2 separate regions of the Mus musculus genome follow, and region 2 is linked to region 1. The links are chromatin loops, found by intact Hi-C in ENCODE. Cell type or tissue: heart. All regions are shown on one strand.

Region 1 (8,000 bases):
CGCGTGTGCTATATGCAGCATGGTGCATGTGTATGCAGTGTGATGATACATGAATGCATGTGTGTACAGCGTGATGCATGTGTCCGTTGTGTATGCAGTGTGATACATGTATGTATGTGGTAGAGTTGTGTTCATATGCGTGTGAGAGAGCTATAGCTCAACCTCAGCCATTGGCCTCTGCTCTCCACCTGACTCGCTTATGTTGTATCGTGTGCGTGTGCGTGTGCGTGTGTGTGTGTGTGTGTGTATACGCGTGTGTGTGCGTGCGTACGCACCAGCACACCTATCAGAAAACACATGGAGCTCAGAATAATTTGGGAGTTGTCACCTTCCACCACGTAGTCTGATCAAGTTTGGGCTTGATGGCAGACACCATTACCTGCTGTTTTCACCTCACCATCGCTACTCTTTAAAGAAATGTTGTTTAAAATTTCCCACTACCACCACTTTCCCTCCCAGTGAGTCCATTGAGTGTTGGCTATGTGGATGGATGTGGGACCATCTACTGGAGTGTGAGTAACCTGACAGCCTCCCATCCATCCCTTAGGAAACCTGACTACACCCCCAGCTGCAATCAGTTGCCAGGTACTCCTGAGATAAGACTGGGACTTCATGCTCTACTCCTCACAACACACACACACCCTACTTTTCTCTTTTAGTTAAACTGTCTGGACCACAGACACCTGGGATCAGCCTGCAGTTCTGCCTTCTGGGTTTTTGTTTTCACTTGGATTGGCAGTAGCTAGATGTCGTGTCCTCCCCCCCCCCCCCCCCCCACACACACACACACACACTTTGCAGTGTGGAGAGCAGAGGGTACAGCATGGCAGGGAGAGGGGAGCTTGGTGTTCCCCTCAGCCACTGCACTTGGAGGAAAGACCCTATCCTCTCAGCTGCAGTTGTTCCTGAGCCCTGAGCCTCGACTGTGCGGGTTGAGGGGGACGCGTCACATACTTCTACCAAGAGCCCAAGTGCATTCCCACTGCAGGCTGTGCTTGCTTTTGATTCTTGGCTCTGCTGGCCCAGCATCTCTGCACTGGATTGACAAACTGCAGAGCTCTGGCAGGTCATGGAGCTTGTGGCTGTGCAATTTGTTTCCTCAGGCATCCTCCTGTTGGCCTGCAGCTCGGGAGGGCGGGGTGTTCTGAAACAGAGCTCTGCCTGCCTTGGGTTAGTCGGAAGGGAGGAGAAGAGGGCCTGAGTAGAGTGGGTAGTTTCTGGCTTGGTTTTTGTTTTTTGGGTTTTTTTGGTTTGGTTTTTCGAGACAGGGTTTCTCTGTGTAGCCCTGGCTGTCCTGGAACTCACTCTGTAGACCAGGCTGGCCTCAAACGCAGAAATCCGCCTGCCTCTGCCTCCCGAGTGCTGGGATTAAAGGCATGCGCCACCACGCCCGGCTGATTTTGTTTTCAGTAGCTGCAGACTTAGAACATTGCCAGGTAGGTGCTCTGCACAGTGCAAAAACCTTAAACAGCACATTTTAAGAGGCAAAGGCATCTTTTGAGTTTGAAGCCAGGCTGGTCTCTATGTAGTAAGTCCAAGACCACCTAGGCTACATAGCAAGACCTTGTCTCAGAAAAACCCAGGAAAAAGCAAGTTTTGATATAAGTGAAGTCCATATTTGATGATGTTCTCATTGATACTAGCTAGGTTCCCCACATTGCATGACAGTCTGAGATAGGACAAGCGAGCAAGTGCTTTAGGCTTGCTTTAGAGCCTGGGACTTACTCCTTAGAATGTCTTGTTATATACTGCCCTCCTGAGGGAGCAGCTTCCTCTGAAAACCTGACAAGAAGAGTAGTAATCCCTTAAAACGTGTGGGGCAAATAGTTTCAGTAAAAACCATGAACTAGTGTGAGTAGTCAGTTTTTGGGCACTATCCTAAGGTGTGGGCCTTCGTTATTGTTTCTTTGGATTTTGGTGGGTTTTTTTTTGTTTTTTTGCCAGGTTTTTTATTATTATTATTATTATTATATGTAAATACACTGTAGCTGTCTTCAGACACTCCAGAAGAGGGAGTCAAATCTCATTACAGATGGTTGTGAGCCACCATGTGGTTGCTGGGATTTGAACTTCGGACCTTCAGAAGAGCAGTCAGGTACTCTTACCCACTGAGCCATCTCACCAGCCTGGATTTTGGTGTTTGAAGACCGGGTTTTTCTATGTAGTCCTGGCTCTCCTGGGACTGGCTCTGTTGACAAGGCTGGCCTGGAACTCGGATCCATCTGGCCCTACCTCCTAATTGCTGGGATTAAAGGCTGTGCCACCACCACTGCCTGGCAACTGCCTTGGTTTTTGTTTGTTTGTTTTTTGAGACAGGGTTTCTCTGTATAGCCCTGGCTGTCCCGGACCTCACTTTGTAGACCAGGCTGGCCTCACTCAGAAATCTGCCTGCCTTGTTTCTTAATGATCAAGCCATCTGTTTAATTTTTACCTCAGGAAACTCGGCAGCAGCTACCCCTACAGAGCCTGACCTGAAGGATCAGGTCACCCCAAAGTCTGAGAACGGTAGTCAGCCCACCAAGAAAGCCCGTGGGGCTGTGAAGGCAAAGCAGCAGTTGCTGAGACAGCCACATTCCAAGAAGCCCTTCCAGAAGTTGAACGGCATCGCCAAAGGGCCAGGCTTGTCCACTGAACCTTCTGTCCCAGATGCCCAAGTGTCTACCAGGCCCAGTCAGTCTGCTGGGAATGCTGACGTGAACAGCAAACGAAAGAGGTCTGAGAAGCTGAAGCAGCGGGGACCTAAGTGGAAGCCCTCTAAGGAGGCTGCTGTCCCAAAGCCGAGCGCCCCTTCCAGGGTTGAGGACTCGAGAACACCTCCTGTGCCGACTCCCTCTGAAATCCGTGCTGCCCCAAGGCCTAAGGACTGTGCTCCATCCCTTGGGGAAGCCAAAAAGAAACAGAAAGGAAAGCAGCAGTTAGCACAGCAGCCTGCTAATGGAGCTGCTCCCCTGAAAGAAGATGCTGTTTCCAAGGGACCCTCAGCCCCCTTTGTGTCTCCCCACAGTTCCACCAGGCCCCCACCAGCAAAAAGGAGGAAATCAATGACAAAGGGCAACAGCCAGCCTCTGTTGTCTTAAATGGACTTGGAAACTTGACATTGTCTCTGGGTTGGAACTTTTAGATCCTGATGCAAGGCTGGCCTCCCCCTGTGCATACATATGAAATTTAATATACATATTACCACTCCTAGTTGCTGTTGTGTTTTTTGAGGGGACTGGGTACTGGCGGTTTGTAGGAAAGTGGGCCTGGGTTTCTCTGGGGAGAGACAGTTGTGCACTATTCAAATGACTATTCAAATGGTAAATTTCTCCCTCCATTTCTTAGTCTTCATGGGAAAAAGTAAAGGAGTCCGACCCAGGGTACCAGGTAGAAGAGAGGGCAGTAGGGAAGACTGTCTCTAAAGAGCCAGAGGTCCTGTGCCTACAGTCAGAATCTTAGGCTGTGGCTCCCCGGGAAGGGCTAGTCTGGCTCCTGCCGGGGTTGACCCCACTCATGGGGCCTCAGACCCGGGAAAGGTTCAGCGCTGATGCCCTAATGAGGGCCTTTCATTGGCCCCCTCTGCTCCCTCCCTTATGACCTTTGCCCTCCTGCCGGGCTATCTGATTGGTCACTCGTATCCCACAAGCATCTCATTGGCTCTTCTCCTCACCCTCTGCTGCACTGGTCTCCTTCTCCCGGCAGAAGGCGCAGCCATGAATCCGTTATTTGGTCCCAACCTCTTCCTCCTACAGCAGGAGCAGCAAGGCTTGGCCGGGCCGCTGGGGGACCCTCTGGGAGGTGACCACTTTGCCGGGGGAGGGGACTTAGCCTCGGCTCCGCTTGCCTCGGCCGGCCCCTCTGCCTATTCGCCTCCGGGGCCTGGTCCGGCGCCCCCCGCAGCCATGGCTCTCCGCAACGACCTAGGCTCCAACATCAACGTACTGAAGACCCTGAACCTCCGGTTTCGCTGCTTCCTAGCCAAGGTGCACGAGCTAGAGCGCCGAAATCGGCTGCTGGAGAAACAGCTGCAGCAGGCTCTAGAGGAGGGTAAGCAGGGCAGGCGGGGCCTGGCCCGCCGTGACCAGGCGGTACAGACCGGCTTCATCAGCCCGATCCGGCCCCTGGGGCTGCCCCTGAGCTCCCGGCCGGCCGCCGTGTGCCCCCCATCAGCGCGGGTGCTGGGCTCGCCCTCCCGCTCGCCAGCTGGACCCTTAGCATCCTCTGCCGCCTGCCACACATCATCCTCCACTTCCACATCCACTGCCTTCTCCTCGTCGACCCGCTTCATGCCTGGCACCATCTGGTCCTTCTCTCACGCCCGCCGGCTTGGACCAGGACTGGAACCCACGCTGGTGCAAGGGCCTGGCCTGTCGTGGGTACACCCTGACGGGGTGGGCGTCCAGATCGACACCATCACCCCTGAGATCCGTGCCCTGTACAACGTGCTGGCCAAAGTGAAGCGGGAGCGGGACGAGTACAAGCGAAGGTAGGGACAGGGTTCAAGACATGCCCCACACAGACACGACAGGGGCAGGGAGTTAGTTAGTGAGGGTTCCTAGAACGGAGAAGTGGGGGGCGGGGGGTGGGGGGCGGAGGGCAAGAATCGTGTTAACAAGAGTTGAACTTCCTGTGATGATGAAAAGTGAGGAGCAGGGAAAGATTTGGTTGCAGGGACCCCAGAATCCACAGACAGTTCTCAAGTCAGACTGGTGGCTCGAAGCCTTCTAGAACACTGGGAACTGATGCTTTCTTCTGGCATGTCTCCCTGTCTTATGCAGGCTGCAGTGTCTGCGTGACTCTGCTAACTGTGGGGTGTTGTGTGGTATGAAAGGGAGACATCCGAGAGAGCTCTGCATCTGTGGGTCTTGGTTGTCGGGCCAGCTTCAGACCTTGGGGGCAATTTCAGGACATAAACTCCACATATGGGGTGAAGGATGCGGCTTTAATTCTGGAGGCAAATTAAGTGAAGTTGGAAGGAGGTAGTGAAGGGCGACTGTGCCTGCCCAGGGCCTCCTCTAAGGCATGTCCCCAGAAGCCAGGTCTCACCCTGGTTCCATACAAGAGGCTCAAGGACTCCGGAAGCTAAAGATATTGCTTGGAACAGTCAAAACACACAGGAAAAGAGAGAAAGGGTATGGGGTCTCCTAGGACAAGGAGAAGGGATGGCTGTCATAAAGCTGGTGGGGGCGCTCTATCAGAAGAATCTCCAACCAGAACCAAGTAAAAAAAAAAAGTTGGGACATGGGCACGCCCTACAGAGATACAGATCGGCTATCTCAGGACCAGCACTGTGTGTTCTGAGGGTGAAGGTTTGGCTTTCTGAGAGGAACCCTGTCCCCAGCAGGTTAACATAAGAGTTAAGAGGAAGGGATGTCACATTGGAGTGCTGGCTGTTTACCAGGAGGACTCCCTGGATGGCTGGTAACCAGGCAACAGGACAGGGCCACAGGCAGAGAGAGTTTTCTCAAGGCTGACCAGGCCCTGGTTGAGGAGGAAGTTGGTGGCGGTCAGAGGGGAAGCCCAGATTTGGAGGCTCCAGTGTCTTACCTAATGTGACCCTTTGGGGGATAGCCTGGTCTGTGTGTGCAGGCCAAGGTGGCAGGGATCGCTATCTGGTTATAGCCGTGTGTGAGGACTATTTGGAGGCCCTGGAAACACTTTGTAGGCTCTGGGTGACCTTCAAGGGTTGGTGATCTCTTAGCATCCCCCAGATCGCATGCATCAGCAGGCTTCCTGAAGTTCAATCCTCACCCTGGCTTCCATGACTGTGGCCCATGTCTTTGGGTTTTTAGTTATCCCAGCCTCTAGGCACCGCCCAGGGCCTGCCCGCACCTGCCTTCTCCCCTGAAGGGCTTAACAGCCAGTGGAGCATGGACAGTTCTGGAGTTCTGCTCTAGTCCTAGGAACAGCTGCTCCTCTCCAAGCCATCTTTTAAAACAGAGACTGTTTGTCCTTGGTGCAGCTGTCTTGGGCAGCAAAGAGTTATCCTTGGGGACTGGTTAGCTCATCACTGCAGCACAGGGTCGTGCAGAGGGCCCGCGGCTAGGATTGCATGGTACACGACACTCGCCCTTCCACCCCAGTGCCCCCTCCCTCCTTCTGAGCTCCTCACACCGTGCCCCCACACCCCACTCCGTTAGCCTGGATGGCATGCAGAGCTTGATTATTAAACTGGGCGGGATGGAGGCCCCGCCACCCCCTAGCTCCTGTCTTTAGCTCCTTTGCCTGGGTGATATTTTTCTTGGGGCTCAGTTTTTCCAGTAATAAGGATGCTCCTTGCTCTTTCCCTTCAACTCAAATATAGGATTTATTTGCAGGCGAAGCCTTTGGTAAATGTAGTAATTATGAAATTTGCCCAGATTCTACCCAAGTTATGGGAACCTTGCAAAAAAAACAAACAAACTGAGATTTGAATGCAGGCCACACTGCACCCATCGGTACCTGGCTGGAGACCACTGCGGGCATCTAGATAATTCAGATTTCTTTCCCTGTATGAGCCATCTCATTAAGCATCATCTTGCCTTAAACTTGCTCGTGTTTCACTGGGATTTATCAAGTTCATCCCTGACGCGTCTTGGCCAGGGTCGTAACCTCTTGTCTATCCTATGGGCTTTTCCTCTAGAGACTCACAGACTCTAGGCACACAGGATGCCACATCCCATACTTGTAGAGGAAGAAACCAGAGCCTAGCAAAGACAAAGGTCTCATGTAAGAAAACGTGTAACGTGAGGTTATCAGACTCTGTCACTGCTGGAACAGAGGGAGAAGCAGGCGAGGGGGAGTGCAGGGCTGGCAGGAAACAGGATAAGAGGGTGTGAGGGAGGGCCACAGCTGAGCTGCATGGTCAGCTGCAGGGTGGTGGCTAGGCTGGCTGCCTCTTCCCCTGGCTGCCTGGAGTTATTATTAGGAACACTGCAGTGCGGCTGTAGGTGCTGGACATGGGAGAGTCATAGAACCCGAGAGGGCGAGGGAGGGGCAGGAGCAAGGAGAGAAGGGGCCCGAGAGCTTAGTCCTCCTGACTGCAGAGGCTGTCCTCGGCTGCCTCCTCTCCATGGGTCTCATTTCGAGTCTTCTTCTTCAGCTCCGTTGCCCTCCTTTCTGAGGCCAGAAGAAGCCTGTGCAGGCAGAGTGCAGGCGGAAGTGATGAGATCACGCACACAGGCATTGCCTTGGGTGCTGAACCTGCATGGTCAAGCAGCACCCCAGCTTCCATCTCCATGACGATGGAATGTGCACCTAGCCCTGGGTAGCGAGCGCCCCATAGTCACTGCTCCATAGCAAGTGCCTTCGGCCTGCTGACAGTGTGGGTCTGAGCTCTGGGTGAGAGATGCTGTACAGCTTGGCCGTGCCTTCTCACCCACTCACGGTTCCCTTTCCCCTGCGTGCGGTTATTCAGCAATAGCTAGCTTCCCGTGCCCACTTTTTTCACGCTGCTGGGGGGACATCACGCCAGCCCTGTGACCTTCTTAGAGCTCACTTCAAGGGGCTGGGTGGGGAAGGACTTTGCTCCCAGCCAGGCTGCTGAGCAGCTCTTGACCCAGCCTGTGTCCTGCAGATGCTTTCACAGGAGGCAGGGCACAGCCTAACAAGCTCTGGTCTGTGCGGGCAGGAGCGGGAGACCGGATCTGTGCCACTGAAGGTGGGAGACTGGGTCATAGGGGGGACATGGTGGATTGGTGTGTGGGCAGGAGGTGGGGGATGAGACCAGCCAGACAGCTGGCGGAACCGGGCCGGTGTGGGGATGGGTACTGCAGAGGCCCAAGTGGTAGCAGTTGTTTTTAAATATAGTTCTTGGTACGTGGTCCGGAGGTTCTGGGCAGGCAGTTGGTGAGCTCAGCCCTTGCCAGGAAGTGTGGAGCCATTCAACAGCTGCAGCTGCCCCCTGGCCGGCCGCCTGTAAATTCTTGCTTCAACCAGTTCCCATCTAGGGAACCAGACCTGAGGTCTGAAGCCTGGGCCTGAGACGGAGGGAGGGACAGGAGCTGTCACTGTCACGGCAGGAGGGACTCTAGGCTGTGTTC
Region 2 (8,000 bases), 210 kb after region 1:
GGGTCCTGCCTCTCCCTGGCCCAGCGTTATCCCTGAGACCTGCCTTTTTCTCCCTCCCCTTTCACTCCTCATTCTCTTCTGGTCAGTCTCCAGAGCCTCCTTGCGGGGGTGGGGTGGGGGGGTGGGGGTGGCTCCTTTGTGTCTATTCCCTTCCCTTTCTCTACACACCATTCTAAAGCAGTGGTCCTAGAACCCTGCCTGGGTGTCACCTCCCTTCTCCTGGTCCTGTCCTGTCTCCCAGTCTCTCCTGGGAGACTTGTCAAGGCTGCCCCTCTGGCTGTTCTCCAACTCCCCCACCCACTTAATTCTTTTCTCTTTAGGGGTAGATCACCTGGATTTAGGGCTCAGCCCAGCACCCTTACCCTCATGAACGCAGGCATGTGATGTGACTCCCCCGCTTTTTGTTTCTTTTATTTCCAAAATGTCTACAATGATCAGTACCTCATAGTTGTTATTAAGATTGAGTAGATGGATTTGTGTTAAATATTTATTCATTTCCTTCCCTGCTAGGTCCAATTCAGATTAGGTGAATGATCCCAAAGGGGAGTAAGAAGTATGCCACAAACAGAAAGGACTCAGCTTGGCTTCTCTCTTCTCATCTCTAGCAGTGATACTCGTCACTACTCACGTCACTACTCATTGTGACGGTAGATGTCACAATAACTGTCAGAGTGCAGTGGCCCAGCTAGGTAGAGGAGAGAGGCTGAGCCAGTTGTGGAGGCCCAGGTGAGGGTGGGGGCACCGTGAACAGAAGCAGATCCTGAAGACAAGGCACACGGAAGGCTACTGAAGTCTACATGGGGCTGGCCACTGCCTTATCAGTACAGAGCACAGTGCCTGTGAGGTGTTCAGGTAGGACGAGGTGCTGAGGTCATGAGGCAGTGATGGCCGTGGCAGGGATGTGGCAAGGCCAAGAAGACTTTGCTATTTTTAAAAAGTTTCAGTACAGGAGTGGAAATGACTTTAGAATACTCTGGAGGAAAAGACGTTCCAAGGCCTTGGTGATGTACTATCCCAGAGGCAGAACTGGGGGAGGAGGGTGGGCTATATGCCAACTGTCTTCTTGCTTAATGGCCTTTGCCTGTCTGCTGGGCTGAGCTTGCCTGCATAGACCCTAAGGCTCATAGTGTGTTATCATCTTTGGCTCATGGAGAGCTCTTGAAACTGTGAGCTATGTCCCATCCCCAGCACCTATCCAGGCCCTGAAAAAGAAACCTTGACCGTTGACTAATGGCTTAATCAATTCAGGAACAAGAGATTGGTCAGATGGGAACAAGGCGGGTGTTGCATAGAAAGGAGGACTTGGAACTGGTGTGCAGAAGCCAGGAGGAGGAAGAACAGAGGAGTTGGGCGCCTGGGTTGGGGGAATGGAGAGGTGGGACTTTGAAGTCACAGAAGCTGAACATCTCAGCTCGGGGTGGAGTGGCCATGTTGAGAAATGTGACAGAGAGAGAAGGGCACTCTGGCGTTTGTGAAAAAGAACCTTGAGCCAGTCACCTTGGGGCATGCCTGTTATCCTGGAACTTGGGAGATGGAGGCCAGTGCTCAGATCGAGGCCCAGTTTTGGCTATATAGGGAGCTGGAGGCCAGCCTGGATGACTGAGACTGTGTCTTAAAAACACCAAAAAGAAATAAAGAGTCATGCTTAAGGACCTAGGTGGGGGCCTGTTTTCCTCTTTCCCTCCCTCTCTCCCTCCCTTCCTCCCTCCCTCCCTCCCTCCTCCCTCCCCTTCCTCCTTTGCTATCCACCAAGCAGTCTGGCCAGACTGTGTTCCAAAGAACAGTGAGTTTCTCAGATGTATGTGCTCATGGAAGGATTTATCCATGGAAATGATGTTTGAAGCCAGGCCCTGGAGGTGCAGAGGAAGATTCACACCCAGGTGGTACAAGTTGAAGCCTGAATGTAGATAAGAAACTATGTAGGTAGCCTCAGCCCCTGCAAAGGTTTGAGGCAGGCACATCACTTGAACCAGAAGGTTCGTGGCAGCCTGAGCCACATAGTGAAGCCCTGAGACACCACTGTGGAGTAGGAAGGAGAAAGGCAGTTGTAAAAACCAGGGCTCCGGGTGTGGGGTAAAGGGTGGAGAGGTTCCAGAAGGACTGACTGATGAGTCTTAGGGCTGTTGCAGAGTTTGCAGCATTGGTACCAAGAAGTCGGTGGTGTGACATCTAGGCAAGGAGCTTGGTGAGCTCAGCTGGGGGCAGGTTAAAGTAGGTCACTGGCTGGCTAAGTGGAAGTGTGGTTGTGCTGTCTGGAGCAGCCCTTCTCAGCCTTTCTTCCAGCTAATTCCAGCTGCATGGCTCGTCAGCTGGACTCTGCAGGAGATGAGCAAATGTGGCAGAATTGTCACCAGGGACATGTGCACGAGTGTGCCCGTGTGTGGGGAAGGGGATGCACAGCTTCTAAAATACCTCCCAGAGGCAGAGTGTGTTTGAGGCAGGGGGATGCTGCTTCCTTCCATCCGGCTCCCTGACTGGAAGGCACCTCAGTCCCTCAGGTCTGCAGGCCTGGCTCTGGGTGATGTGACCAAGACATGCTCTGATCTCTTAACTCAGAGGGTTTGTGGTCTGTCTGGGGAGATTGTATCTACTCATTTGAAATAACTATAGCTTCTGATAAGAGCCCAGAGTAGATATGGATAGTTCGTGTTATTCAACCAGAACAGGCGGCTAGGTATCCGAGGAGCTTGGGTGGGGAGACATGAATCATCGACGGGGGGCTTCGTGGGTGGAAGGTAGGATTGCGGCAGCGTGGCAGCGCTCTCTGAGGAGGTCACACCGAAGAGCTCCTCACCACCGTAGGTCTTGACATTAAGTGGAACACAGTTTAACCTAATGTGCACGCTGATGTGGGGCTTAGTGAGTGGGTCCCCAAAAGGTGGCTGGGTCAAGTTTGACCACAGGGTCCATTTCATCTTCGCTCCCCTACTCAGCAGCCCCGGCACAGGAAGTCACACTTTAAGGCCTCTCTAGGCGGAAGCTGAGGAGTAGTTAGAGAGGCCTTGCCACCTCCTCAGCCATCTCTCCTCTCCTCAGGCACCCCCCAGCATCCTGCCCCTCCTCTGCTCCAGGCATTCAAGTTTGGGCCAGGACCTGTGTCCCTTGTCCCTTGTTGGCCTCACAATGCAACTGGTAATAGGGTGCCTATTGAAAGAGCCAGAGGGCCCTGGAATCCCTGGAGCATGTGAGATGAGAGAGCTGGCTCTGCACCTGCTCCTTCTCTTTTGTTACCTTGTTTTTGTTGAGAGTAGACCTGGCTGTCCTAGAACTCACATTGTAGAGCAGGCTGGCCTTGAACCCAGGGATCTGCCTGCCTCCACCTCTCAGAGTGCCTGGATTAATGTCTAGCTTCCTCCATCTCTTCTAACCTTAAGAGGGCTGTGATTTTTGTTCCATAGCTACTTGACCTGGGGAGAACTGGCCCTGTCTCTTAAAGGTTGTCTAGGGAGCATCCAAACCCAATGCAAGTGGCCAGAACCAGGCAGGCTATGGGAATGTGGTGAACTAGGGCGGGAGGGCACCCTGGATTTGATTCTTGTTGGGATTGGGGAGTGTCAGGGGCTGCCAAAGGCCCAGGGAGCCAGGGAGCAGGGATCCTGGGAAAGGCTTTATCAGCTGAAGACGATGTTGTTTCCCTTTGAGGAGGGATCAAGGCAGCTCCAAGTCCAAAGGAAGGATGTCAGAGATGGAGGAGGTAGATCCTCTGGGAGGAGCTTACTGGCCTGACAGGGAAGCCAGGGGTCAGAAAGACTTCCCTTTGGGATGGGATGGAAGAGGGAGGCATTTTCCCGAAATCTGAGCCCAGTGGGACAGGGGTTCATTGCCTGGACGAATGGTCTGAGTGGGGGTGGGTGAGAGAGAGAGAGAGACTGTGCACCCAGGAGGGAGCAGATGGGGTTCCACTTGCTGCTGGTTGGCTTTTCTGCTGATTCACAGCCCTTGTTGAGCCGGGAAGCTGCAGTTCCCTGTCCACTGTCCTAGATCTCCCTCCCTGGCCTGAGTCACTGGGGCGGAGCTGCTGGGAAAAGATTTCCCTTTCCCGGATTTGACTTAACCCCCAGAGTTCTGCAAAGGAAGGACACGTGACCAAAGAAACAGGCTCCTTCTCTGGAGGCTCGTCCATCGCTGGTTGAGACTCGCCCCCACCCCCACCCCCGCAAGGCCGTTCTTGGCCTGGAGCCCACATCTACCTCTTCCTGACACTGCCTGATCTGTTGGTTTGGCTTCAGGTTCTCTGATGGGGTTGGAAGTACCACTGACCTTAGGTGCTCCAAGCATTTCTTCTTCGGGGAAAGGAACCACACTTTCATGATTGGGAAGTTCTTATCATAACTAACCCTTCCTGTCACCCTGGAAGCCTCTGTGTGTCGTGAGGGGTGGGGGTGCACCCCTGCCTGAGAGATTGCTGGTGTGCTTTCTGTGTGTGGCTTCTTGGGTCTATGGCTGAGGCAAGGGGCTTCCTGGCCCGTGCAGCTGCTGTGCCGAGGAGGTAGCACTTCTAGTAACAGCAGCTGACAGCAGGGTGCAAGCTGCCAGCCTCTTTCCAAACGGAGCTTTGGGGGTTGCAGAGCCCCCAAAGGCAGCTGTGAGTCTAGGTGTTAGGTCTCTCCTGAATGTGATCTGATTGGTCAGTTGCTTCTGCATCTGTCTTGAAGACCTCCGCTATCTTGACGTAACAACGCTATGCGAGGGGGGGAGGGGAGATGAAAGAAGGAAGGCTGAGGGAAACCCAAAACCGGGAGAGATCAAAGAGCAAGGTCTACATTGAAACTAAGAGGGCTTTGCGCTCTCCATACTGAAGCTGTTTACATACAAGAAAGCCAGTTGGTTGCTATGAGCTTTGCCAAGATTATAAAGCCAGCCCTCTAGAATGCCCTGCTTTGGGACTCCTGGCACATCCTCAGCTCCTGAATTGAGGGTCATCTTGAATCAGATCACCAATCTCTGGTCAACTCTAGTACATGACACATTTGTCTTTGGTCTTACTTAATCCTTGTCGCGCCTGCATGCTCGGAGTTCTTCCTTTTGTTTCTGTCCCGCAATGGTGCTTGGGAGAGCATTATCCCCAGGTGCGCATTCATATCTGGGTGTTTGAGTGTGCACGGAGGTCAGAGGTCATCCTCAGGTGTTTGCTTCCCATCAGTTGGACTAGGTTGCTTAGACAGAGATCATCAGGGGCCTACCTGGTGGGCTCCCCTCCATCACCGGGAATACAAGCCCGTACCTGGCTTTTTATGTAGGTGATGGTGCTCGATGTCAGGTCCTCACGTCGCACAGCTGACACTTTCCTGAACCATCTTCATGACAGCCCTCCCTTCAACTTGATTTCCCCCCCCCAGTAGTACTTTTTGAATTACTGTCATGGAATCCAAAGAGGTTTGTAGATCCTAATGGCTCACCTCTAGGAAGTGTCCACAAACAGGCTTAGTGTGAAACCCGTACCCAGATATAGAAATGCCAAATGAGTAGTAGGATTGATTGTCTGTTGGAAAAACAGGCTGTAACGGAAACAGCCTGCTACTTCTGGCTAACATTTCTTGGTCGGGCAGAGGGCATTGCAGTGCTTCTGTGTGAGACCTGGAGCTCCACCCTCAGCCCTGCAGACACACGGGGAAACTAAACATTCCTTGACCGGCTCTCTTGTGATCAGCACTGGGAGCCGCTTCAGGGAACTGAACGGGATAAAATGCAGCTGGGGCCTGAGACCTAATTGCTCAGTTGTAGAAACAAATGCTAGCATACAGAGCCACCAGAGACCAAGAAAATACTAGACTGCACAGTCGCCACCATCTAGGGGAGAGTGTCCCTAGGGGGTGGGGGGAATGTGAACTTGTCTCTCTCTCTCTCTCTCTCTCTCTCTCTCTCTCTCTCTCTGTGTGTGTGTGTGTGTGTGTGTGTGTGTGTGTGTGTGTTCAATTTGTTGCTACCTCTAAGGCCCCACCCCTGACAGTATTTCCTCTTTCTGATTGTTCCCTCAGGTGCTCCTGGCTCTGCTGATGGGGATACATCCATCAGGGGTCACTGGACTAGTCCCTTCTCTTGGTGACCGGGAGAAGAGGGATAGCTTGTGTCCCCAAGGAAAGTATGTCCATTCTAAGAACAATTCCATCTGCTGCACCAAGTGCCACAAAGGTAGGAGAAAGTGAGAGCAGAGAATTGTCTTGAGATTTCTTTTGCTTTTTTTTTTTTTTTTTTTTTGAGACAGGGTTTCTCTATACCCCTGTCTGTCCTGGAACTCACTTTGTAGACCAGGCTGGCCTCGAACACAGAAATCTGCCTGCCTCTGCCTCCCGAGTGCTGGGATTAAAGGCGTGCGCCTCCACGCCCCGGCTTCTTTTGCTTGTTTCTGATGTTCCCCGACCTTGGTCCCTGGGAGTCCCCTTATTTTGCTGCCCCACTCCCTGCCCCCGACTTGGGTTTTGCCCTTTAGTTCTCCACTACAGCCTGACCCTAACCCTATCTACAGGAACCTACTTGGTGAGTGACTGTCCGAGCCCAGGGCGGGATACAGTCTGCAGGGAGTGTGAAAAGGGCACCTTTACGGCTTCCCAGAATTACCTCAGGCAGTGTCTCAGTTGCAAGACATGTCGGAAAGGTAAGCCTTGGGATTGGGCCAGGGCTATAGAAGGTGCATGGTGTGTGAAGACGTGCGAACATGTGTGTGTGTCCGTGGGTGTTGGCCAGGAGGTCAGGATTTCGAATCTGCTCGTGAGTGTGGCGGTAGTATGCATGCGTGCACATGCAAGCTCGGGCCTGTGTGCGTAGGAGGAGTGTCTGTTACAAAGACGAATGCCATGTGGCAGAGCCAGGGGGCGTCAAGATTTGTGTGGGAAAAGGGATGTGAGACTCACACACCATTTCCTTCCCTCTTCAGAAATGTCCCAGGTGGAGATCTCTCCTTGCCAAGCTGACAAGGACACGGTGTGTGGCTGTAAGGAGAACCAGTTCCAACGCTACCTGAGTGAGACACACTTCCAGTGCGTGGACTGCAGCCCCTGCTTCAACGGCACCGTGACAATCCCCTGTGAGCACCGGTCACCCAAGTCCTCTCCCCTCCCCGGGAGCACCCTGCCCCCCTCCTCTGCCCCCCACCCTATCCTGTCTGTGTGTCTGAGCTCCTATGTGGCACCTGCATTCCCGCCCTCGTCCCTCCCTCGGGCCCTCAGACTGCAGGCACGCGCTCTTAGTCTTAACCGCTTTCCCACAGGTAAGGAGACTCAGAACACCGTGTGTAACTGCCATGCAGGGTTCTTTCTGAGAGAAAGTGAGTGCGTCCCTTGCAGCCAGTGAGTATCTGCCAAGTGCTTGGGGTTCAGGGGTGGGTGAGCAGCTGTGGCTGAGGGGCCCCAGCAGGGTCAAAGGTGGGATCCTACAGCCGGATGAGCAGAAGACACTACAAGACATCAGACAGCCCTTTCCCTTTCTCCAGGACGTTAGGGGATAAGCAATAGGGCTTAGCGGGTAAAGCGCTTGCAGCAAACGTCTGGCAACCTGAGTTCAAGCTCTGGAACCCCGTCTTGTAAAGGTGACAGGAGAGAATATCAGGTGCACAACGTCATCCTCTGACTGCCACACACACGTGCTATAGCTCGCATGCCTCTTCAGTGCTGGGCAGTTAGATCCGAGCGCGCTGTTCTTGACTGCACTCTGGTGCATCTTACTGTTGATGGTATCTTAGGTTTGGCTCGCACAAGCTCTACCGCTGGGGATCCCTTCTTCCCAGGCTCCCTGACAGACTTCCTCATTCCTGTGGCTCCGCATGGGCTGCTCTTATACATTTGCTTCCAGAGAAGACTCTCATAGTTGACCTGACTTGGGGGTTAAATCCCAACTTACCTTTTTCCTGGCTCTGCAACCTTGGGCAAGTTCTTACCTCTCTACGCCTTATGTTTCTTAACCTTTAGGGTAAGGAGAGTGGGGGTGGAGATGTGGATCAACGGTAGAGCACTGGCCTAGCGTATTGGAGGCTCTGGGTTAGATCCCCAAAACAGACAGCTAAA

Evidence for each region. Hi-C counts contacts between places; a loop is a spot of excess contacts. Peaks named below come from ENCODE experiments on the same cell type or tissue, not always from the same donor. Only the 100,000 strongest peaks of a DNase experiment are listed, where the experiment ranks them.
Region 2: it touches region 1 in a loop (2.3-fold over the local background); 3 of 42 quality-filtered maps call a loop at or near these places.

The regions. Positions count from the first base shown.
Region 1 is chr6:125,141,565-125,149,564 of GRCm38, forward strand. It overlaps Nop2 (NOP2 nucleolar protein), which reads left to right. Exons shown (of 16, transcript NM_138747.2): 16 at 2,437-3,189. The coding sequence ends at 3,077. It overlaps Iffo1 (intermediate filament family orphan 1), which reads left to right and starts at 3,660. Exons shown (of 9, transcript NM_001302779.1): 1 at 3,660-4,465. The coding sequence starts at 3,693. In heart, CTCF peaks have their summits at 3,688 and 3,902; DNase peaks (open chromatin) are centred at 3,617, 5,427, 6,827, 7,777 and 3 weaker places; H3K4me3 peaks cover 4,701 bases; H3K27ac peaks cover 5,175 bases.
Region 2 is chr6:125,350,847-125,358,846 of GRCm38, forward strand. It overlaps Tnfrsf1a (tumor necrosis factor receptor superfamily, member 1a), which reads left to right. Exons shown (of 10, transcript NM_011609.4): 2 at 5,979-6,132; 3 at 6,467-6,595; 4 at 6,875-7,024; 5 at 7,208-7,286. Among named protein-coding and RNA genes, the nearest start is that of Tnfrsf1a, 5.1 kb to the left of the region's middle. In heart, no CTCF peak of the experiment used is centred here; DNase peaks (open chromatin) are centred at 1,045, 3,045, 4,045, 4,485 and 7 weaker places; H3K4me3 peaks cover 1,757 bases; H3K27ac peaks cover 2,766 bases; H3K27me3 peaks cover 769 bases.